Regions from separate parts of the Homo sapiens genome. Here all the other regions are linked to region 2. A link is a loop called in an ENCODE intact Hi-C map of the cell type or tissue named here. Cell type or tissue: dorsolateral prefrontal cortex. All regions are shown on one strand.

What was found. A loop is a pair of places that touch in the nucleus more often than their neighbours do. Peaks named below come from ENCODE experiments on the same cell type or tissue, not always from the same donor. Only the 100,000 strongest peaks of a DNase experiment are listed, where the experiment ranks them.
Region 1: a loop joins it to region 2, with 6 times the contacts of the local background. A loop is called at or near these places in 4 of 110 quality-filtered maps.
Region 3: a loop joins it to region 2, with 3 times the contacts of the local background. A loop is called at or near these places in 3 of 110 quality-filtered maps.

The regions. Positions count from the first base shown.
Region 1 is chr2:214,406,479-214,414,478 of GRCh38, forward strand. It overlaps SPAG16 (sperm associated antigen 16), which reads left to right. Exons shown (of 16, transcript NM_024532.5): 16 at 3,662-4,023. The coding sequence ends at 3,837. VWC2L (von Willebrand factor C domain containing 2 like) reads left to right here and starts at 4,576. Exons shown (of 4, transcript NM_001080500.4): 1 at 4,576-5,308; 2 at 7,636-8,000. The coding sequence starts at 7,716. In dorsolateral prefrontal cortex, a CTCF peak has its summit at 4,547; DNase peaks (open chromatin) are centred at 3,843 and 4,633; H3K4me3 peaks cover 2,862 bases; H3K27ac peaks cover 1,798 bases.
Region 2 is chr2:214,571,321-214,579,320 of GRCh38, forward strand. It overlaps VWC2L (von Willebrand factor C domain containing 2 like), which reads left to right. Exons shown (of 4, transcript NM_001080500.4): 4 at 4,352-7,656. The coding sequence ends at 4,500. Among named protein-coding and RNA genes, the nearest start is that of VWC2L-IT1, 65 kb to the left of the region's middle. In dorsolateral prefrontal cortex, a CTCF peak has its summit at 3,989; DNase peaks (open chromatin) are centred at 3,911 and 4,431; H3K4me3 peaks cover 1,773 bases; H3K27ac peaks cover 3,254 bases.
Region 3 is chr2:214,325,270-214,333,269 of GRCh38, forward strand. The region is part of intron 15 of SPAG16 (sperm associated antigen 16); the gene reads left to right. Among named protein-coding and RNA genes, the nearest start is that of VWC2L, 82 kb to the right of the region's middle. In dorsolateral prefrontal cortex, a CTCF peak has its summit at 3,888; a DNase peak (open chromatin) is centred at 3,892; H3K27ac peaks cover 8,000 bases.

The sequences.
Region 1 (8,000 bases), 160 kb before region 2:
TATTGTTAATAATGCTTAAATTAGTAAGTATATTCAAATATTCAAGTTTTTATAACAAATTCAATTGAAACTGTTATGCCTAAGATATTAGTGAAACTACTTATTAAAATAAATACAGCATATAAAGGAACTATATTGTATTAAGAAAGTTATAAATTTATTTGGAACTAACTTTGAAAGACCCTCTAATTTATAAAATTAGATTGAATCATTTAATAGCAGAGCAATACTTTGAGGTTAGGAGAAATTTAATTCTTGTCTTCAAAGCCAAAAGGAGTTGGCAAATTCATCCAACAGAGTGAAATGGACAGCAACATATGCTCCTCATTGAGTCCTATTGGTCAACAGAAAAGGTATTGATTTACTAAACATGAAAATATTCTGAAAGTCTTGGCAGATAAAAATAAGTATTGATTATATATTTTAAGACATATGAAGGAGTCATAATCACTCAGTGTTGATATATACTGAGTTATTTGTATAAAAAATAGCAGTTACAAAATTAAATCAATCTTCTCCCTAGACTGTTTATTTTCTTTCCATTCTGTGAAAAGTATGACATCCTTATAACTTGAATGTTAACAAAAGAAAAAAAGCAAGGCATTTTTTACATAACAGATGTTTAAACATTTATCTGTATTTTAAAATACCTTTATAAATCAATTTTGACCATTTTTATTTTTAACCTATTGGTAAACTACTCTGTTTTTAATCACAAATTTATTTCATGTGATTTTTATGGAATGTGTGTATTCATAAATTGTTATAATTATTCTTGTTAAAATACTAAGCTAAATAACAACTTAATAATCTGTTCAGAAATTACATGTTACAAGACAATATTTTGCTTTTAATATTTTAATAAAAGATTTAAAGTAAAAATAAATTATTTAATTTCACATTTTTTAAAGAGACATATTTACTTCAATATGAACATTATTAGTTCAGGTTTCACGTAAGTTCTCATGACGCTATTTAAAATTGTATTTCTACCATATTTTCATTCCATTGACCAAGTTCTGATATAGTTAAATCTTTTATCCTCCCTAAATTTGTCATTAAGACCCTGACATTCAGATGACAAGTGATTTGCAGTGTGGTTTGTTTTTCATTGCCAATCACCAGGAGATTTAAAAAGATACCCATGCACTTCTGTATAAACACTTTCTCTATAAATGCTCCACTTTGTGGAGATGCTACCAGTAATGAGACTATGGCATTTTTTATTTTCTTTCTGAGAGTACCTCTTCTCTCTCAAACCAATTGGATACTAAAGTACTAATGTAGCAATTGACACACCCTGGTAAGTAATTTTGAACATTTTCTAACTTAGAAAGAGGTTAGCATCCCTGTTCCCAGCAAAACTAATTTTTAAGTCACACATTACATGCCGTGTAATAATCCAATATACTGTAAATGAAGTTGAACATGATTATAAACTTATATTCATTTTAGGAATTAGTTACGATACGTACTCAGTCTTGCAATCTTCTGAAAATGAATTCAGGTAAACTTGAAAAACCGCATAATAAATTTGCTGACCAAAATCTGTTCTTGAAAAAACAAATTTTTGGAACACCTGAGGCATGGTGCTGTTGAATTAATATGAGGTTCCAATATCATTTTCTGTATTTTATTTAACAAACTTTCAGAAATTACCAGAGCCTTCATAAATATTTCCAATTATTATTTTTAGAGATGTGAATAATGATTTAAAGCTAAATATTTTTCTTTTTCTTTATGGACTTGGTTCTGTTTCGTTTTGTTTGGTTTCACAAATAGAAATCAGTGTTTACCCCACTTTTCAGCTGTTGTATAAAGACTACAAGAAAAAAAGTTATTTGGGAAAGTCACAAACAGCAATTGCCTATAGAGTGAGGTTGGAAGTGAAATCCATATGTAATGCCTCTGTCAGCAAAGACTTAGTAGAAAATGGTTTATAATAAATATTCACATCTGCTGCTTTGGACACTCTAATCCATCCTAAGGATCTTTGCTGTGTCAGGTTTTGTTCTAGATGAAGAAGCCCAGTAGTTATAAAGGTTTGCAAATAGGTTGTATTTATCATGGTTAGCTTTACTTTTATAACTTTTCTCTGTTTTAGAGGTATTCATGATGTTTGGGGGTAAAATTTGTGATTAAATATTTCACTATAGCTTTTATGGTGATATAATTCTAGAATTCTTATTATAAAATGGACCAATGCTATTTTCACAATATATCACTTACCTAAAATCTGTCAAGAAGGCATCATTGATAACAATGCTATGCTGGCTGTGGAAAGCAATGGCTAAAAGCCCAGGCTCTGGATTCGAAGTGCTGTGATTAAATGCTAGCTCCTTCTATACCTAGGGTGTCATTATGAGCAAGTTACTTCGCCTTTCCAAGCCTCTATTTCTTCACCTACATAGAGGAGGCATTTTTTACATAACAGATATTTAAGCATTTTTAAATAGTACTAACTATTTAAAATACAGATAAATAGTACTATTTAAAATATTAAATAGTTAATACTATTAATACTAACTAATATATTAAATAGTTAATACTGTTAGTACTATTTAAAATATTAGTTACTACTATTAGTACTAACTATTTAAAATATTAAATAGTTAATGCTATTTTCTTTATCATTAGATTACTGTAACGATCATTCAGAATTATCCATATCAAGCACTAAATATAAGGATCATACGGAATTATCCATATCAAGCACTAAATATAGTATCTATCACATTAAAAGAGTTTAATAAATTTTAAATGTTATTACTGAAACAATAATATGCCTTCTAAGTATGATTAAATAATCCCATGGATAGTACTAATGTCATACTTATTTACACTAAGTACTGAGCTTATGTAAACATATCCTATTGTTTTACTTAACTCCAAGTCCCATGATAGTTTGTTACTGGACTTCCTTAATAAAAATATTAATTAAAATTGGATCCCTGATTTGTTTTCACTTTGAGGAAATGAGCCACTAAAAAATATATGATACAAAAATTATGCAAATACCCTGTGCTGTATTTAGCCATCTTATGTAAAAAAAATTTAATTTATCAAAATTTGAATTCTAAGCTAGAGTAAAAACTCTCAAGTCATTTTGAAATGGAAGTATTTATTTCCACTTCAGCTTCAAAAAAATTTGTTGAGTTCATGAGTATCACAATTTTTAAAGCAGGAATGTATATTGAGTTGTAAGTAATGATTAGCATAATTATTATAAATAAGTTTAAAGAAGAATACAAATGTTTTCCATAAATTTTGAAAGCTATGCCTTTTAAAACTTTCTAACATATAATTTATTTGAAAAAGAAAGTTGCCTTGCATAGTTGCTTTCAATCTCATCTCCTCGAAATGCTTTATTAATCACAAATATAAAAGAATAGTAGGATGTTTGATGAAATCTGCATATAAAGGAGGTAGACCATTAGGCTCTATGTCCCAATTAGAAAATTTTATAACCTAATTATTGATGTGTCTTAATTTTGACTCAACTTATTTCTTATACCTACAGGAGCTACTGCATATTTAATAACTGACCCCTAACACAGAATGATAATTGAAAAAAATAGAATGCTTCATTGCTTATAAACTGTGAACACTTGAAATAAAACTTTGATTCATTCTCTCTCTCTCTCCTCTCTGTCTCCCTCAGGTCGAGTTTTAGCTCAGGCAAGTGGCAATGGTGTTATCCATTTGCTAGATCTTAAATCTGGGGAGATTCACAAATTGATGGGCCACGAAAACGAGGCACACACGGTTGTGTTTTCTCACGACGGGGAGATTCTCTTTTCTGGAGGCTCTGACGGCACAGTTCGAACGTGGTCTTGACCGTCAGCACATCCCGCTGCAGAGGGCATTCCCTTTAAGGCTTGAAAATGCCTCCTGTAGTCCCAAACCAGCAAAGAACTGGTTAAATGTGCCAGCAGGTAACATTTACAGTCTGCTTTAAAACATGCTTTGGACATATATTTTAGTGCTCATACTGTTACTAATAAAAAAATAACTTTATGCTCACCCATTTGTGTCAGGGTCTTTTTTCTCTCTCATTTTGATAAGAATTTAGAGACACGGCATCTTTGCTAGGGGTTTTGAAAGAAACAGCTTTACAATGACGCCTAATGACAGACTAGATGAATTACAGGAGATTGATTTTTAATGTTAGAGAACAAACTGCAGGAAAACCTGGCTACTTTAAAAAAAAAAAAAAAAAATCAGATCCAAGCTGCAGGAAGACCTGAAGTTTAATCATGCAGCACCAGGGAAGTCTTTCTGCCACCAAAGGGTCAAATAGAATCGACAAGCATACGTTTTCACAGATTGTTTGACAATGATTATGCTTTATCTATTAATAATAATTGGGGACTGCAGATGGCTTAAATCTAAATGCAAGCCTCTTCTGGAACTTTCATCTCTGCAGCCCATCCAAGAACGCGTTAGGTATACAATTTTATACAAAAAAAATTAATTGCAATTTCAATGCAAATAAATATCTCGCACGTAGAATGTCTTTACCCCTCCTAATGCGCGCATCCGCTGTATAAAGTGCGACTGCTTGGAGAGCACTCTAGCCTCGTCTAAAGCAGCTCTGGGATTTCGACAGAGCTGGGCTCAGAAGCCAGTTGTTGGCGCTGTCCGTGGTGCTGAGGAATTCCCGGCTGCCGGCAGAATGAGCTCCAAATCAGCAATCTGCAAACTGCTCTTACTGATGCAGAAACCCAGCTAAAGTTGCTCCTTTCCTTCACATCCACAGTTAGTATTTTCCGGTGTGTAAGAGGGGATTCAAGCAACACACTGTGGACGATGGTGATGGTATTGCCAGCGGAGTGGGCTTTAAGCTACAGCATGCTGTTGCTGTTTGTGATCCTCAGAGCCTAGCCAAATCACCTCTACTGCCGTAGCAAACACTGTGTAAGTGAACTCATGTGTGGAGGAGGCGTAATCAGCCGGGAAATTTCATAGAAGGATCTAAGAAAATGCTAAAAATAAGTTCAACATGATTCTGCTACTGGGGTCTGGATTTCTACAGGACCAGCTTTGCTTCTTGCTTTGAATTCTGAAGACAGGTCCAAAGCAAATTTCTTATATGTGTCTGCTGTGTTTCTTTCTGGAAGGGCGGGAGACTGCTTCTTTACTGTGTTTTGAAATGGGAGGTAGAGAGAATGGATTGCCTTTAATTCATGCCTAAAAAATGTATTCTTTGGGTAATTAAAGAGGAACTGCTTTCTTAAAACATACCTGACCTTTTAGTTCATTTTGGGCTGTGACCCCTACCACCACCATTAACCTCCAGAGTGATTAGGTAAGTGTATCTTATGACATGAATTATGTTTGTTTTCTCAAAGAAATAGATGCAGTCATTTTAAATCATCTGTAGCAATATGGGGAGGGGGGGAAAATTAAGCTGGGAAGTGATCCTCAGTTTAGCAGTGTTTGCTTTCTTTTTAAAAATCTTCAGATAAACATTACATTTGATTTATCCCATGTTTCTTCTCTTAAATAGTATCTTAAATTGTACTAGGGCAGCTCAATTATGAAGGCTTTTTTTTAAAAAAAAAATAGCCTAAGAACTTTGTTATATTGAAAATAAAATCTTGTTTTTTACCATGCAGATTTTAAGATATATTTCATATAATAAAAACATATTTAATGTTTATATAAAGTAGATATTACATTCCTATTTTTACCTCTAAGTTTACATTTACCATAACCTAACACATTAATGCCTACCTGTGGCTTACAAAGAGATCATTTTCTGCCTATGTCCCTTTGAAGCAGAATCATATGTGTATTTTATATGGCTTATCTTGCATGCATTGACAGATATTGCTGGAATATTATAAGGAAGCACAGTAGCTTTCTTTTCCTCCAAGATAAACTTTCTAAATATGTGATGTATAAATGCTTGCTTTAATTAGTAAATTATATTTATGCTTTTTCAGAAGCTTCTGTTATGTTTGTTATCTCTGTAGTAATTTGAGAGAAAAAAATGCTTTGTCAAAGGGAGCTTCCAGATTCTCAAGTAGAATTATAGGTTTGCATTTTCTTGTTCTGTCATGACTTATTATTTTTGACATATTTTATAAGAAATCATCGGCTTTATTACCTACCCAAAGGGAATTCTAATATCAGAGGATATCAGAGTAATTCTGATATCAGCTTTCTCCAGAAAGAGGGCATACTACCTTCCATTTTACTATTACTAGAACTTGTATATCTACCTTAAAATGCAAATATAATAGTTTATGAAGTTTCCTAATGTCATCTTTATCTTGTTATCGTCTGTATATGTTAGACTGAAAAGAGATGGTTTATCATTGCTCTTAATATAATCTGAAAATAAACCAATGTATAACATTTATAACTGACCTGAAAATGTCCTGTATACCATCTTAGTGTTATTGGCATGAAGCCAATAGCATTTAAATAAAAAAATGAGCTATTTGACAATACTTTTTCTTATTTATTACTCCCTAAAGTCACAGTCTCCCCAGAGCCTCTGTGTGATTTAGTTATTCTAAATATTTAAATAAGAGCCCACTCCCAACACTTCACATCAAGCACCAATACTAAGTGGAGTTTACAAGAGTCAGTGTCACAAAATTAATAAGGCATATTTTCTATGAATGGTTAACACTTAATTACAGTTTTAAGCAACTTCCATAAAGAATTTTATGCTGGCATCTTTGTGCAGATTTTGTACATGTAAATATTTTTGACATTTCAAGAGTTATGTTTTCAAGATCTCATAAATTGTATTTATATTATATTGCAAATTTTAATTTAAATAATATTACATATATACTAGATTCAAGTTACTGTGAAGTAAATTTATAGATAGATCTTTCCTGCCCACTAGGAGCTTCCTTCCTATGTAAAATAATGTGGACAATAATACAAATAAATTTGTTTTTAACAAACTCTTTTAAGCACATGGAATTCTCTTGTATTATTTATTATTTCAAATTTTCTTTCTCTTAATCACTATGGAATAGTTATGTTGTTTTTGTTATCAACTTTATTTCAAAAATCCAGACTCACATTCACTTAAACAGGTAACTGATGTTGACGCCATTGTTGTTCTTTAATTATGGGCATAAATAAGTAGGAAATCCTTTATAGTAGCTCCTTCCTAAATATAATTTATATTCAACTGTTGGTTTATTCCCTTTCCTTTAGAATTAGATTTTTTTCTCACTAATCTCTTGAGTTGACACAGATAATTATAACATATGTTCCATCACTGACTAGTCCAGTTTAAAGAATAATAGAAAATGTGAGTTCAAATATTCTTGAGCTATTTGTAAGTTACTCCTTGGATCACATTTTGGGGCTCAGTAAAACCATTTCTTTGCAATTTAGATAAAGCCAGACCTATGAAATTCAGAAGGAAAATTCAAGCTGAAGGTTCCTATATAAAATAATCCAAAAGGACAAATTTTAATGCATATATTGCCAAGTATCAACTCTCCAAACCTCACAATAAGGCACAGATAGTTGCATGAACTTAGTCTATTTGAGGACTTAGTATCTTCAAATTGATCCCAAACAGTTTAAGAGCGTGGGCTTAAATGAATCTATCTTCACTTTATATATGTCAAATTATTCTTTTTAAATATTTATTTTCAGCCTACCCCTCTTGTATTCCCATGGAAGGAGCTGAGTATATTTAATATTAGGAGCACATCCAGAAGTCTTTGAAGAGGGGGATGGCTCTTCATATTCATGAAGCTTGCATACTTCTGTTGGTCATCCCTGGATTGGTCACCTCTGCTGCTATCAGTCATGAAGACTATCCTGCTGATGAAGGTGACCAGATCTCCAGTAATGACAATCTGATCTTTGATGACTATCGAGGGAAAGGGTGTGTCGATGACAGCGGCTTTGTATACAAGTTGGGAGAACGATTTTTCCCTGGGCATTCCAACTGTCCATGTGTCTGTGCTCTAGATGGACCTGTTTGCGACCAACCAGAATGCCCTAAAATTCACCCA
Region 2 (8,000 bases):
GGCAAGTTACTTTTTATCTGTGAGGTTCAGTGTCCTGAAGATAAGAACATGCACTTTTTATGTGGTTTGTTGTAATAATTAAACGAGACAAATTCCTGGCTTGAAGTAAATGTTCAAGAAATTATCACCATGTGTTTTCATTCATTATCAAATACTCCTATATATTTAATACTAACACTAGGCTTGATATATAAAGCCTGATTCCTAAGTTCAGAAAATAAGTTCACTTCCAATATATAATTAGTTTATACTATTTCATTCAGTTAAACAAATTTATACTTTCCTAATATTTGTCAGACACAGTAGTAGACCTGGACCATAAGAAATAACAAACCTTCAGTTCCTGTCTTCAAGGATCTGACAACTTAAACCATACCTGACAGATAAGACCGATATTCTCTCTCATTCTCTTTCATTCTTTCATTCACATTCTTTCATTCATATTCTCTCTTTCTTTCATTCATATTCATTCTCTCTCTCTCTCGATTCAGGGGCTCCCTGTATTGCCCAGGCTGGAGTGCACTGACACAACCTTAGCTCACTGCAGCCTCGACCTCCTGGGCTCAAGCAATTCTCCACAGTCAGCCTCCCCAGTATCTGGGACAACAGGTGCACACCACCACTCCTGGCTTTCTGTTTTTGGTAGAGACAAGGTCTCACTATGTTGCCCAGGCTGGTCTCAAACTCCTGGGCTCAAGTGATCCTCCTGCCTCAGCCTCCTAAAGTGCTGGGATTACAGGTGTAAGCCACCACAACCAGCCTACCTCCTATATTCTTAAAGATCACTAAAAGAGAGGCCCTCACCACATTGCTGGCAACTACTACATTCAGTTCTCAGTCCTCTGAAGAATTCACATGATGTGTAAGTGTGTTCAATTCATTGAGAATCAATATGTCTCCATTTTCTCTTATTCTAGACCCCAGAAGGAGGAGAGAACAGTTGTTCACCATTTTTTACATAATAAGCCTTCATTCTTTGAGAGTTATTGAGTTATTCCTCCATCTTCTCTTTCTAGATTAAATAATTCCAATCCCCTTAACCTTTTCTCAGAGGTCCTATTTGCCAGCCTTCAGTTTAATCATTTTCATTGCTCCCCTCTGGAGTCTCTCCAAATCCTCTGCATTAAAATACGTTGCTTTGCCATTGAATTCACTCTTTTAAGAAACGTATTCCCTTATTTCGACCAAGACAAAAAGAAATCAGTCCCCAAATACAAGGTAGACAGTAGATAGAAGGGTAGATTTCCTATGTAAAGAACTCATGGTGGGCTTTCATATGCTCAAATCAAATTTGCATTTACTGTCACCACTATTAAGGAAGAAGGGCTAAAACCAGAATCATTTTAAATAGTGCCAACCATTCTGCCTGACAATTATCTAAATTACTTTTAAGCAGATAAGACTATTAACAGCAAACTTGAGACTTCTGTAGTTACACCTAAGGTTCTCAGACAGGTACTAATAAAAAATCACTGTACTACTAAAGCTAATGAGATCAAACAGGAATTTTTGATTCTGTAAAATACCTCTGGCCATCAGGTAGAGGTAAGAGCTTACCATATGATTTACAGAAGTGCCTTTGGTTAGGCCTGGCACGTGCAAAGATCTTTCTTTGCATTCTGTCAATCAATATACAGTCATTAATATTTCTTGAGCTGAGAGTGCAGCAAATTCTAAATGACTCTTAAGAAATGGTGTATAGAGGTTAGTCAAATACACACTGACCGTAGTACGATACCAGCATATGCAGAAAGGGGTGGATATGAAAACCAGAGCTCTAGTAAAATATCCCTTCAGGATAAGCATAGAAATTTGTAAGAATTCTCTTTTCACAAAGATTCCTCCCTGCCTGTTTCTCTTATTGTGCCACTGATATTACCCAGCCTCCCGTGAGCCAGTAGCATGTCTCTACACATACACATACACACACACACACATACACACATACGCACGCTCACACGGTTAAGATTCTTCTGACTGTCGAATATCCAAATCTTCTCAAGAAGCTGGGAAAACTCTTACTGGATAATATCTTGCCTGGTTCAGGGACTTCTTTTAAAACCACTATTTAGAATTTTATTTTCCCATGTGGAAAAGTTAAAAGTATACAATTGGGGTAAACAGACTTGGTTACAAGGGGACAGGTGGCAAGAGGAACCACTGCCTCCTCCGGTTTGACTCCAGGCAAATAGGTGGTAGTTCACTCTAGTATGATTATTAAAGCTAGGTTGGCCCTGGCAAGACCCTGTTTGGCCTAGAACTGGCTGGGCTGAGAGAGGTCTGTCAACAACGGCCCCAGGAGAATGAGCTACATTCTGGAAAAACCTCTCTGCCAAGTTCTCTGAAGACTCCCTCAGTTCTGAGTCCAGAACAAATTCGTGGTTTAGTGTTGAATTTTCCCAGGGAGCTGTAGACCCAAAGGCAGTCCAATCTATCGAACAATGACTTAAATCCCAAGACCTATGGAATTAATATTGTAGCCCTTAAATAATCAGCAATAAGGATGGCCAGTGGCTTAGAATCATAGAATCAGAACAAGGCCAGGCGTGGTGGCTCACACCTGTAATCCCAGCACTTTGGTAGGCCAAGGCAGGTGGATCGCCTGAGGTCAGGAATTCGAGACCAGTCTGCCCAACATGGTGAAACCTCATCTCTACTAAAAATACAAAAAATTAGCCAGGTGTGATGGCGCTTGCCTGTAGTCCCAGCTACCTGGGAGGCTGAGGCAGGAGAATTGCTCAAGTCCTGGAGGCAGAAGTTGCAGTGAGCCAAGATTGCGCCACTGCACTCCAGTCTAGGTGACAGAGTGAGACTCCATCTCAAAAACAATAACAACAACAACAAAATGAACAAGAAGCACCCTTCTGGGTGAAGGCTGACAGCTTGCTAGCTGTTTGTCAGAGCTGACCCTTATTTCCCTCCTGCTCTGCATGGCTCTTCACGCTTGAGCACATGCCAAGTGTTTGTGTTACAGAGTGAAGAAAGGCATAGGAACTCCACCACTGGTAAGTGTATGCACTATTGAGGTCTGGGAGCTCTGAAACAATGGGCAATTAAAACCATAACATATTGAATAGCCTTGTGTTGATAAGTATATGTTGTAATTAATTATAATTTTATAAAAAGCAAGACTCCAAATATGAAGCGGAACTACACATAGCCCCAGATTTCATTTATTTGATGGTAAAGACAGTCTTGCTTATCAAGGGGGTAAGAAAGTGAAAGTAGGGCACTGATACTGATATGCATTGCCATGTTACTTTGTAGTGGTTATGGTGAGTGGCCAATAATGCCAGGTTAATAAATCACTGGTAGACACAACTCAACATTCTCTCTCTTTACCCAAATGTGTACCTCAGAGACTTAATACCAAATTGCTTCAAAGAAAGAACAATTTGTACCATCCTACTATAATCCAGTGCACTTTGGGAAGCAATTTTTTTTTCCATTTGAATTTGGGAACTATAGTAATAACAACTAACACTGAACACTGATATTCCTACGTTGGGAAGGTCAAAAAATGCAAGAAAATAAGGGGAAAGTAAGAAAAAGGAGGGAAAGACAGAAAAAATTTTTAAAAACCTGAAATTGGTGAATTTTTTCAACATTCATCTATAATGAGCAGGGGACATTTTCAATAAGGCTTTTGAATGTCAAAAAGTAAAATAAAATTCCTGCTGACTTTCAAAAGCCCACTATTTTGGGTCATTCTTTAAAAAAAAAAAAAAAAAAAAAAGAGCCAGCAGATTAAAGGAAGTCCATTTATAAAAATCAAATGAACCTCTAACAAAGCTTGTTCAGGACATGAATAAATCATCTGGTCATGAATTATTCATTGTTATCAAGAAACAAGCTGGGGATTCCAGGAACTGGGCTGGGGAGGCACTGAAACTGGGGAACGAGCGAGTTTATTGTCTCATACCCACCACAGGAAAAGAGAAGGACAGGCCAAGGGTGCCACCATCTGAGGCCGACCATGTCAGCCCTCCCTCGTGTTTCAGAGCATACGCTGGCAGCCTTTACACCTCAGAGGACAAAACAAATACAGTTTAACCCACAGAACCTAAATTTAGAAAACTGCATGTACTCAGGAAGCAGAAAATACGATTTTTTTTGAAGATTGTCTCTTTTTATTTAAGTTCACAATATACACGGGAAATATGAGCTGTGTGCAAAAGGTAGCAGAGTTGCAACTTTGAATTTCAAGGAGATGGCTAGAAAATTCCTTGATGATAAGTCAGTAGAGTAGTCTGACTTACTCATTTATGGCTTTGGGGCTTGGGTTTGGATGGTGGGGAGAAAGGGAGCCTCTCAGATTTAATCAACTAATCAATGTATCTGTGTGTTTCAGGTCCAAACTGCTTTGCAGGAACGACGATAATTCCAGCTGGCATTGAAGTGAAAGTGGACGAATGTAACATCTGTCATTGTCACAACGGGGACTGGTGGAAGCCTGCTCAGTGTTCGAAACGTGAATGCCAAGGCAAGCAGACTGTGTAGGACAAACTTCCACCCAATGATGAGTTCTTAGGAAAGGATGCTATGGCTTCAACACTGCACATGTTTAACACAAAACAAAACAAACAAACTCCTGCCAGCTACAACAGGGTCACCAGCAAAACTTTCTAGGGTTGACAAAAGTGAATATTTTCCTAAGAGGAAATTTCTTTCTCTCTTGCTATATAAAATATATATAGTATATAGCTATCTAAATCGCTTTTGTATTTACCAATGCTTGATGGTGACTTGACGACTGGATTGCTGGAACAAAAAGAAAGAAATAGCCTTGCACAGGCTCCTTCCCTGGTAATGCCTCTGACCTACCAGCTCACTGTCCCCTGGTTTACTTCATTTTTACTCTTCTGTACATTGTACATGGCATTGTTCTCCTGTAATATTTGTTTTTTCACTTTTAGAGTCTAAGGGGCTAAATTTGACTGCACAGTAAAGTTTTGAGTTGTGTAAAAAAAAAAGTTTGGTAAAGGAATGTCAGGGGAAATATCTTTCCCGAGCTGGGAAACACAAGAGCATCCAGTCAATTGCTCCCCTAGGGTGAATCATGCCCTGTAGACTAAGGAAAGAGGGGTGGGCACATAGACGGGCCTATTGCTGGACAGGGTTGGGAACAAGTACTTTGTCCATTACGTGGGGGCTCACAATTTAATTCTTACAAACCACACATTTCATATGGAAAACCTCGAAACTGCCAATCAAAATCTATTACGTAAAGAACACCATAAGCTCAACTAAAGAATCCAAAGAGAGACAGATCTTTAAAATTGTAGCATTAATCATCAGACTTTTTCATGATGTGAAATTTGAGTTTGGTTTGTAGCTAAACACACTCTAAACTCACTGTCATCAGGCAATATAAATACCAGAACCAGGGTGAGAAAACCCACTGTGAATCCAAATCCTTATGAACATCTCTGGCTTTTGAGTTCAGATTTGGCTAAAAGTCAGTAGTACACACTGGCAGTTTTTGTGGTTCGGGACTGTGTTTGCCATGTTGTAGTAACAACCACTCAGCCCTATGTCTGAAACACAGATTCAGGACACCCTTTCCACCTCAAGTGCTGATTTAAATTAAAGATTAGGGTAGAGTGAGTCTTGCACAATACAATTCCATTTGTTGAACATTTTTTAAAATGTATATATTAGATACTGAAAAATTAAAGTGAACCTTTGAAGAGTCTCTAGGTTGCCCTGGTAATGCTGCTAGTATAGTAACAGAAAAAACAAAACACACAGGGTATCTGATGCCACCTCGATTCAAGTGCAAAATTAACAATTCTGAAACCACATGGCATAGTTAGTCGCTTATTCCATGCTCCTGCCCTAAAAACCCTGGCACAGATCTGATAGGGTCCTTGAAGAGACTTTACAGTTGTCTTTATTATCAATGTTCTTTCTTTTTCTGCTCCCCCAACCTGGGCTTTGCCATAGCTCCTGTGGAGAGCCATATTCTAGAGCAAGGTGTCTCAATCTTAGTAGGATTGACATTTGGGGCCAGATCATTATTCGTTGGTGGGGGCTGTCCTGTGTGCTTTTAGGATGTTTAGCACCATCACTGGCCTCTATCCACTAGCAACATCCCAGCAACTGGTGACAACCAAATTTCTCCAGACATTGCCTAATGTCCCTAAGGAGTGGGAGTGAGGGGCCTAATTTCACCTCGTTGAGAACCAGTGGTCTAGAATAATCAGTATAGAGTGGTTTCTGGCAGGGGACACAGTAGGCAAGCTCTAGCAGCACCTGTGGCTTTTGTGAGCTTCTGATCCCTATGGGACATACACAGTCAGCATTTCCAAGGGGTCAGTCTTCTCCATAGAGAGTGAGGCTTCTAATGCTATAGGCCCACCCTCAGGAAACATATTTTTTTGAGTCTTGTCAACTGGTTTTTCATTTAAAATTGTCAGCCTCTCCTCCCTGGAAGCATCTGCTGTCATCAAGAAAGAGTTGTCATTTCCAAAATTAACGTGCTGACGAGTCAGACCTGACATTCTTATGCACACTGTGCTTGCGTTATGATACAAATAGCCATGCCGGCACCATCCCGAGGAAGAGCATCAAGCCACCTTCCCTTAGAACACCAATTTGCAGCAAGGTTGGTGCCTTTCATTTGCCACCATGGATACATCATATAGACAGTCATGAATCATTCATGAGCAATGCTGCATGATTTATGTCTGCACTCAAAAGTAAAGGAATTCCACACTTTAGCTTATGTCTAGACAGAGATGTATTATAGAGCTTTCTTTGCCCCGAGGTTGCCTGTTGCCAACTTCAAAAATCCACACTCTTGGAAAGAAATAATAATAATAAATGACAGGAATAAGGTTTGAAACTCAGAAAATATCATTAATAGAGCCATGCAGCATAGTACCTTATCTATTATTAAGGAGTTACTATGTCCTTTTTTAGAAAACAGAAAGAGAGTACAACTGGGAAGCTGAAGTGCAGAAATTTTGCATCAAAGCATTGGCACAGCGAGAGTCACAGCAAGAATTTACTAGAATTGAATGGGACATCCATTAAGGATCTCTCTTCAGAGAGTTTGCAGAAAGCAGGCTGTTCTGTGGCCTCTGATAACCAGCTAGAGAGAGGGATTTTTATGGTTGGTTTTGTTGTTGTTGGATTTTCTTTTTCTCAAAGTTTCACTGCAGGCTGTTTCCTTTAAGATTTTGTAGCACTGACATTTTTCCCCCTTTAGGGAGAGATGAACCTATACTGTGACAATTTCTCATAAACTGATAAACATTTTACAACTTCCTTCTACCCAGGTCATTGAGAAATTCTTTCCAGACTCTGAACAACAGAGCTCTGGTCTCATCTGTTGTTTGTTTCTTGTGAAGTCTTTGTTTGCAGCCACACTGTCATCTCTGTACTCCTATTTCTCCTCCGCCTTTGGTTCTCGGCTTTAACAACAGCTATGTTAAAATAAGGGATCAACATCTTGTTTGTCAGCTGATGCCTATTAAAAACGATTCAGTTTCTAAAATCTTTGAAAAATGGCGTGCCTGAAAACTAGTGAGAAAAAAAAAAAACCTAAACACTAAACTGTAAAAAGGGGATTCTAGCAACAATATTTGATGTGTAAAAGAATATATTATTAAAAAATTATTTTGTTAAATATAAAGTGTGTTAACCAGCAAACATTGTTTGTGGTATATTTTCCTTCCCACATTTCTCCTTTCTCCCTACCCTCATTATTTAATGACTAATTCTCGGTTACTTCTATCATTTGAAAGTACATGTGTCATTAGAGCTGTATTCAATTAGAATGAAGCATTAGCTTTTGCATTTGCCTGCACACATTTTCATTTTTCATAACGCAAGGCATTGCTGACTTGGGGATCCGAGAGGAGGCTCAAATAAGCCAGCAGTGACAGGGTAAGTGATAGGAAAAGTCTTTTCCTGACCCCAGATCCATATACTATGCTAACGATAATCTATAATTATTGAGTGCTGGCTCTGAGCCAGGCCCCGTACTAAGCTCT
Region 3 (8,000 bases), 250 kb before region 2:
AGGTCTAGGAGTTGCCTGAGACTCCTTATTTAACAAGCTACCAGATGGCACTGAGGATGCTCATCTGTGGACCAAACTTTTAGTATCAAGGAACAAAACTGTTTTCTTCCCAGTGTTAATAGCTAGCCTGTCAGCCAAGGCATTATTCTTTTTAGAACTTTTAAGTATGTGTGTTGGGGGTTAGTGGGTTGGTTATTATAATGAGAAGCCTTAAAAACCCAAATAATTTAATCTGTAAAAATGATGTAATGGGGCATCATTTGGAGGGATAATATCTTCTTAATCTAGTAACCTAAACCAGACCAAACTTAATTTGTTTACAAATTATCTTGGGTCAAATCATGCCACATTAAGTATCATTATTCTTATTCTAGTTGGCAATATCCTCACCAACATTTGTTTCTGATTAAAGCTTCTTTAAATTATTTCCAGACTATTCCTTATTATTGATTAGCTTTTTTTTTTTACATGTATTCCAGTTACAGATGAAGCATAGTATTCGTATGACATCCAATACTTTTTCACTGGTTAGCATACTGAGATAAAAAGCAGAAAAGGAAATAGAGATATTGATTTTAAAGGAAAAGTAACTTCCATTTTTGTAGTATTTTATGATTTCCAAAGGGTTAACCACAATTAAACTGCCCTCCATGAGCATAGGAATCATGCCTGTTTCTCCAAAACTAGCCCTAGCACACAAGACCAGTGCCTGGCCAATAATATAATAGGTATAGTGGATTGAATAGCCCCTTCCATCCTATAATGTGTCAATGTCATTTTATCTGTATATAGTGGATTGAATAGCCCCTCCCATCCTATAATGTGTCAGTGTCATTTTATCTGTAAAAAGCATCTTTTTAGATGTAGTTAAGGATCTTGAGATGGGATCATCCTGGATTACCCAGGTGGGCTCTAAGTCTAATAAAAAGTAACCTTATATGAGACAGAAAAGGAGACAAAACAGAACAGAAGAGGAGGCAATGTGGAAGTTGAAGCAGATACTGGAGTGATGCAGCCAAAGCCAAGGAAGGCTGCAGCCACTAGAGGATGGACGAGGCTAGGAATAGAATCTCCCCTAGAGCCTCTGAAGGGAGCATGGCCCTGCTGACACCTTGATTTTGGACTTCTAACCTTCAGAACTGGGAGAGAAGCAATTTGTGTTGTTTTAAGCCATCAAGTTTGTGAAAATGTATCATGGCAGCCACAGGTAACTAATAACAGTAAAAAAGCCAATATTCATGGAATGACTGAACAGCTGAAGTAGGACAGATATGAGAAATCATAATAAGAAGAGAGAAATTCAGAGTGGCAGAGTAAGTTGCCTAAGTTTGCTCAGCCCCAGCATGATAGAGGTATTTGTCAAATATCTTTTTTTAAAAAGTCACAGTACTTCCGGCCGGGCGCGGTGGCTCACGCCTGTAATCCTAGCACTTTGGGAGGCCGAGGCAGGCGGATCACGAGATCAGGAGATCGAGGCCATCCTGGCTAACACGGTGAAACCCTGTCTCTACTAAAAATACAAAAAATTACCCGGGCGTGGTGGCGGGCGCCTGTGGTCCCAGCTACTTGGGAGGCTGAGGCAGGAGAATGGTGTGAACCCAGGAGGCAGAGCTTGCAGTGAGCCGAGATTGCACCACTGCGCTCCAGCCTGGGCGACAGAGTGAGACTAAGTCTCAAAAAAAAAAAAAAAAAAAAAAAAAGTCACTAGTATTCTGTATACTAGTGTTGGTCTACTAAAACTTATAAAATCTGACTAGTTTTTAAACTCTTACAAGCCATCCACAGAAGACAAAATGTTAGATAAAATAAGATTGTGAATATCTTTCTCTAGAGTAAAATTAAGCATTTTTATAAATACCTTTCAGCATCCAGTTTTTAAGAAGTTTAAGAATTATAAAATGTTCACATTATAATCAAACTGGACCATGTTTGTGAGACATCAGTGCTCCTGATCGTTTAAACAATGAGTTAGTCCAATTGCATGATAAAAAGAGGAAGTAGTTAAGAATAAAGGTGAGGCAGGAAATTTTTGTCAGAAGACAGACAAGGATTTGAATCATGGCTCTACCATCCAGGTGCAGTGAGACTTTGGCCAAGTTACTTAACCTCTCTGTGCCTCAGTTTCCCAGGAATAAAAATTATAATTCTTTTGGGACATGTAAAGATTAAATGAGACCACATTTCAAGGCTCAGACTCTGGCATATTGTGGCCATTACTATCTAGCAACAAGCACACAGTAGAATTTGATCAGCATTTGTTGAGTGTATTTATTCAAACCTGCAGTTGGACTATAATAAACTAAGATAATTTAACTGCCTTTTGGTTGCTCGAGTCATCTCAGGGCAATAGTATACTTTTTAAGTGCAATTCAAACTATTAACTTAGCTACATGAAGTCATATAATGTGCAGATTCTAGATATCAAATTTTTTTTTTTTTTGCATCCTCTCTTGGGTCATGAGACTTTCAAAGGACTACCATTAAGAGATCCTGCATTTGAGAATAAGAAGAAAAACTTTGGTATAGATTCTTTTTTATTCAAATGCCCATTATTCTGAAATTGATTTACTCTTCCTGATGGAAAAGTATAAAATTTGTTGGCCTGCAGGGGAATTTGCAAAAGGCCTATCTGGTTAATAAGTCACTTATCTAATTGATACTAGAGTATCAGCAGGGTGGGTTATGAAATCATGAAACAAATGATCTGACAGTCAATTAATTCTGTTTCATCTTTGTGTATGTTCCTAGAGGCTCTATGATAGGATCCAGTTTATAAATAAAAAATAAAGAGATGCTTTTTGTCTAGGTTAAACTTGATTTCATTCTGAACTTATATTGTACAGTTGTTCATGAGCATGAGTTAATTGACAATGTTTAGCAGTCTTTTTTTTTTTTTCCTTTTTTGAGATGGAGTCTCACTCTGTCGCCTAGGCTGGAATGCAGTGGTGCGATCTTGGCTCACTGCAACCTCTGCCTCCTGGGTTCAAGTGATTCCCCTGCCTCAGTCTCCCAAGTAGCTGGGGCTACAGGCACCTGCCACCATGCCCAGCTAATCTTTTGTGTATGTATTTTTTATAGAGATGGGGTTTCGCTCTGTTGGCCAGGTCGGTCTCGAACTTCTGACCTCAAGTGATCCACCCGCCTCGGCCTCCCAAAGTGTTGGGATTACAGGCGTGAGCCACCATGCCCAACGTGTTTAGCAGTCTTTGAGAAAATTTTGGTTGAAGGACATTGTGTTGGATCCAAGTATACTTTGGACACCTGAGCTCCCGCAATTTCCTTGCATGAGCTACTGAAAGATAGAAATTACACACTTGGGCAGTGCAATTGGATTGAAATGGATTTAAATCTCGTATCTCAAATTCTATCTATCTTTAAATCTATTATTTTATAAAATTATATAGTTCAAAATGCACATGAGAAAAAAGTGTCTATTAATCTGACAATTTTCAATTTATCTTTTGATGATGTTATTAAAACTATCCAAATCTACTTTTGGTTGACATATTCTCTTCTAACTTCTTCATGAAAGCTTCAATTCATGTACATGTGATAATAATAATAAAAGTTAACATTCATTGACTACTTATTAGGTTCTAGGCACGGGGGAAGGCACTTTATGTATCATTTATTTAGTGTATGTGGTTTTTTTAAAGCTTGGAGTGACTGTTCAGGAAACTAGCCTAAATTTTTCATTATATACATAAGAAAACTGAGGCACAGAGAAGCTAAGTTACTTGATTAGCCGAGGATACAAAGATGGTTAGAATGTAACTTTGTAGCATCATATCTTTGTGACAAAAAGAACAATAGCCAATCTGTGACGCAAAAACAAAGGCGGTTTCTCATTCCATTCTGTGCAAGGCAGAGCTGCTCAGAGAACAAAGCTGTCTTTGAAGCTGGGGATGGCTCCATCTCAAATCAGCTCTGTGGGGTGCAGAGTATGACAAGATGCAGCCAACACAGCAGAAAATCAAGTTCAAAACACTCAAGTTATTTACAATCCTTTGGTGCCAAACCTTAAAGAAAGAATTCTTATTATGTTTTATGTATGTTTCTAACTTGTCTTCATTAGCTTCCCTTTGATATTTTTGGCAAATCAGTTTAACCTTCAAAAGTCTTCATTTATTCTACTTGATTAAATCAAACAAATGAATAGATAACATAGAATCAAATAGCAGTATTGTCTGTTCTGAGAAAGCAACAGCACAAAGAGGTAAAGAAAATGCAAATTGAAGCTAGATGATTGTATACATTACTTTATTGAATGTCTTAAATCTGCTCAGATTTGGATGGTGGGGAAAGAAATACAAATGTTTCTAGAATCTACAGTTGAATATTTGAACTGCTGGGCATGGAAGGTTTAAAAACAAAAGCTAGTTAGAAAAAAAGATTGAAAAGGTAAGTTTCAGACTCTGGCATTTTTGTCTTTTTTAAGTTAGTTTCTGTTGAAGCCCTACCTTCAGGATTTTCTTCCCAAGTACTTTCCCTAGAGTATATAAATCAATGCAACAGTACCCTGTAATAGTATCTTAACCTGGAGAAATATCACAAGACTATAAAAAAATGCTTTTAGCAAAGGTGTCAACTTTGCCCCTATATCATCGATGAAATGTCAGCTTGAAAGTCTAGGTATGTTGGAACCATTAGAGAGAAAAAGAAGGGAAGACAGATTAAAGAGGCCAGAAAGTAGGCAATTTAAAATGAAAAGTTTAGGCTGGGTGCGGTGGCTCATGCTTGTAATCCCTGCACTTTGGGGGGCCATGGCAGGTGGATCACCTGAGGTCAGGAGTTCAAGACCAACCTGGCCAACATGATGAAACCCTATCTCTACCAAAAATAGAAAAAAAAAAAAAAAGTAGCTGGGTTTGGTGGCGGGTGCCTGTAATTCCAGCTACTTTGGAGGCTGAGGCAGGAGAATAGCTTGAACCCGGGAGGTGGAGGTGGCAGTGAGCCGAGATCACGCCATTGCACTCCAGCCTGGGTGACAAGAGTGAAACTCTGTCTCAAAAAAAAAAAAAGGAAAAGAAATAAAGAAAATTGTATGGCACGGCACAAACACAGCTAGAACTTTTAGCTCCATAGGAATAGAATTGAAGAAGTTGAAGATAAATTAGGAAATGGAAATGTTGCAGGAAAATGAAAGGGCACTGTTTTACTTCAGGTTCCCCAAGAAATACTCTGAGATGAAGATCTGCATCCAGGAGTCTTATTAGAAAGTGCTCTTGGGAACACCTGTAAGAGAATGAGAGAAACAGAATTGTACAGAAGGAGAAGTTACAATGCAGTGGCAACAGAAGCTCAGTTGATCCTACGGAACATCTGGAGCTGGGATGGCTCTTCATATTTGTCTCAAATCAAAGAAAGGGTTTGAAACTTTGACCCCTACATCAACAAGTCATTCTCTGCTAGCTGGCCTTAGGAAAGGGACAAACTCTTGAGCAAGGTAACTTCTTTCAGCTGAGGGCTATTCCTGACGATAGACCCAGGTGGGGGCCAAAAGGAGCCAACACTTTCTCAGCTGGGAGAATGAATGTTGTGGTGCCAAATGAGGGATCAAGTGGGGTATCACAGCATCCATTAGGGCTCAACCCTGTGCTTCTCAGATCTCCTTACTTCATGCAGTCAATTCATATCATCTGGGAGCAGCACCTCAAAGAAAGATTTTGGTTAGTCTTTGTCCTGAAGAAACTTACAGGAGAAAGTTTCTTTTAGACAGACTGTAGCCCCATGTAGCAGTTGTTCCTGAGGTTACTCATTGATTCTCTTCTTAACTTTCATTCTGTATTTCCATCACCCTGGGCTATCATCTATGTAGGTCTGGTGAAGTGACCCAAATCCTAATTCCTGGGGCTCCGGCAACTGGTCTCTATGCCCTTTTCAGGCTACAGTAGCATTGCTTGTTCATTTACTGTCAAAATTGGGCAGAGGGAGAACCATGGAATGGCAAAGTGGATCACCTGGGTCCCAAACATACTTTTTGCTGTTTGCTTCTATAGCAAACATAGGTAGGTAGGTAGATGCCTAGCTCTTCCTGATCATCAAGGTCAGTTACTCCAGCCAGGGTAATGACTCCTCTGCTTTTCTTCTGGGCCGTTGGCATGATGAGCCTGAAGTGACCAGGTGGCAATCACAGCTTAAAGTTTAATGGAACTCTTACTGTGTACCCAGTTGAAGTGTTTTCCCCTGAGAATACATCCACATTACTTAAAGTTACAGAGACAGAAAGGAAAAATTCTGCAATCGGGCCCTTGGGAAGTACGTAAAGCTACTTCTACTTCTATCATTTGGTCTCTGGATTTATATATTCCTATCCACTGGGAACAAAGCACCATATAATAGTCATTGGTTTAGAGTGTAGATTGAATGCTGGAGAATGGTACCCCGTCCAAGCAAAATATTCTCTCTAATCTGGCCTCCTCAAAAGGCCATCCCAGAGCTTTCTCAGGTAGACAGCCTTGGCATCATCTTGAGCACATTTCTACATCTGCTTTTCTGTGAAGAAGGTCTCTAGGTCTGAGATTATCTTAGGTGTTATGCTATGCCATTTGAATAAACACTCTGTAAGCCTTCTGATAATGGAGCTGGCTAAAGCTTTGTGTGCAGAAAATGCAGACCCATACCTGGAAAATGTATCTATTTCAGATAAGAAGAAAGGCTACTTCTGCCAGGATAGAAAGTGTCTAATAAAACAATTTTGGGATGGGCACAGTGGCTCATGCCTTTAATCCCAGCACTTTGGGAGGCTGAGGTGGGCAGATCACTCGAGGTCAGGAGTTCAAGATCAGCATGGCCAACATGGTGAAATCCCACCTCTGCTAAAAATACAAAAATTAACTGGGCATGGTGGCATGCTCCTGTGAGCCCAGCTAGTTGGGAGGCTGAAGCACAAGAATCACTTGAACCTGGGAGGTGGAGGTTGCAGTGAGCCAAGATCACACCACTGCACTCCAGCCTGGTCAACAGAGTGAGACTCTGCCTCACAAAAAAACAAACAAAAAAACCATTTTGTCACAATGTTGCTTTGTGGAATTCTTTGAAGAATTTTTCTGTATCAGTGACCCAACGTTGGTTTCTTTTAATGGTATGTTGTGCTGTTTTGTCCACACACAGCTCTGTTCCTGGCACCACAGCTACTGGGGTGGCTGATGGAAGATACTGGCTGTTGTCAAACGGCTAAGTCAATCTGTCTATTGACTTGTTGGTACCTCTTTGATGGTAGATGCTCTCTTGAAGACATTAGCATGTAATTTACAACACAGTGGTTCCATATCCATTACATGAGGCTATGTTCCTCTGTTCTATCAGAGGTACCACATCTGATACCTCAGAAGCATTAGGGAAAATATTTTTTGGTGTTTTCAGTGCTACACCATAATGAATCAATATCTGTCTCATTTTTGAAGTGATCAGATTAGTTAGTTAAATGGGGATATTATGGAGACTACCACGCTCCATCTTTTTATCTTTTTAAGGGTGACTCTAATCTCCAAAAATCACCCCCTCCTCACATTTGATTTTTCCCATTATATAGTTCAGAGGCTAAGGAACTAATATAGGGGTTCTGTCACCTACCAGGTAGCTGAAAATGATCACTAGATACGTCCATGGCCACATGTAACCTGGAATGGGGATAGGAGTTCCTTAATTACCTTGCCTTTATATGCCCATTTGCCTCAATTTTAACAAAGAAAGTTATGATGTGATGCTTTAGTCTCGAGATATCAATGTCAGCAATTCTCAAATGGTTTAAATATTTCTTTTTTCCCATTATCGGAGGAAATGGCTGTAGGACCCTTTTAAGAGAGGACCAAGTGAATGACTACTGTATACCCCTTCCATGATGTTGCAAAATCTTTCTACAAGGGAATCATGCCTTTCCTTTTAAAATATCATAGATCTGAGAATTGACTCAAGTCTGGTTAGTTAGAAAAGAGATCTTGGCTTTTTATTGGTGCTTCTGAGTTCAGCTTCTCGATTATATATGCTTGATTTCCTTG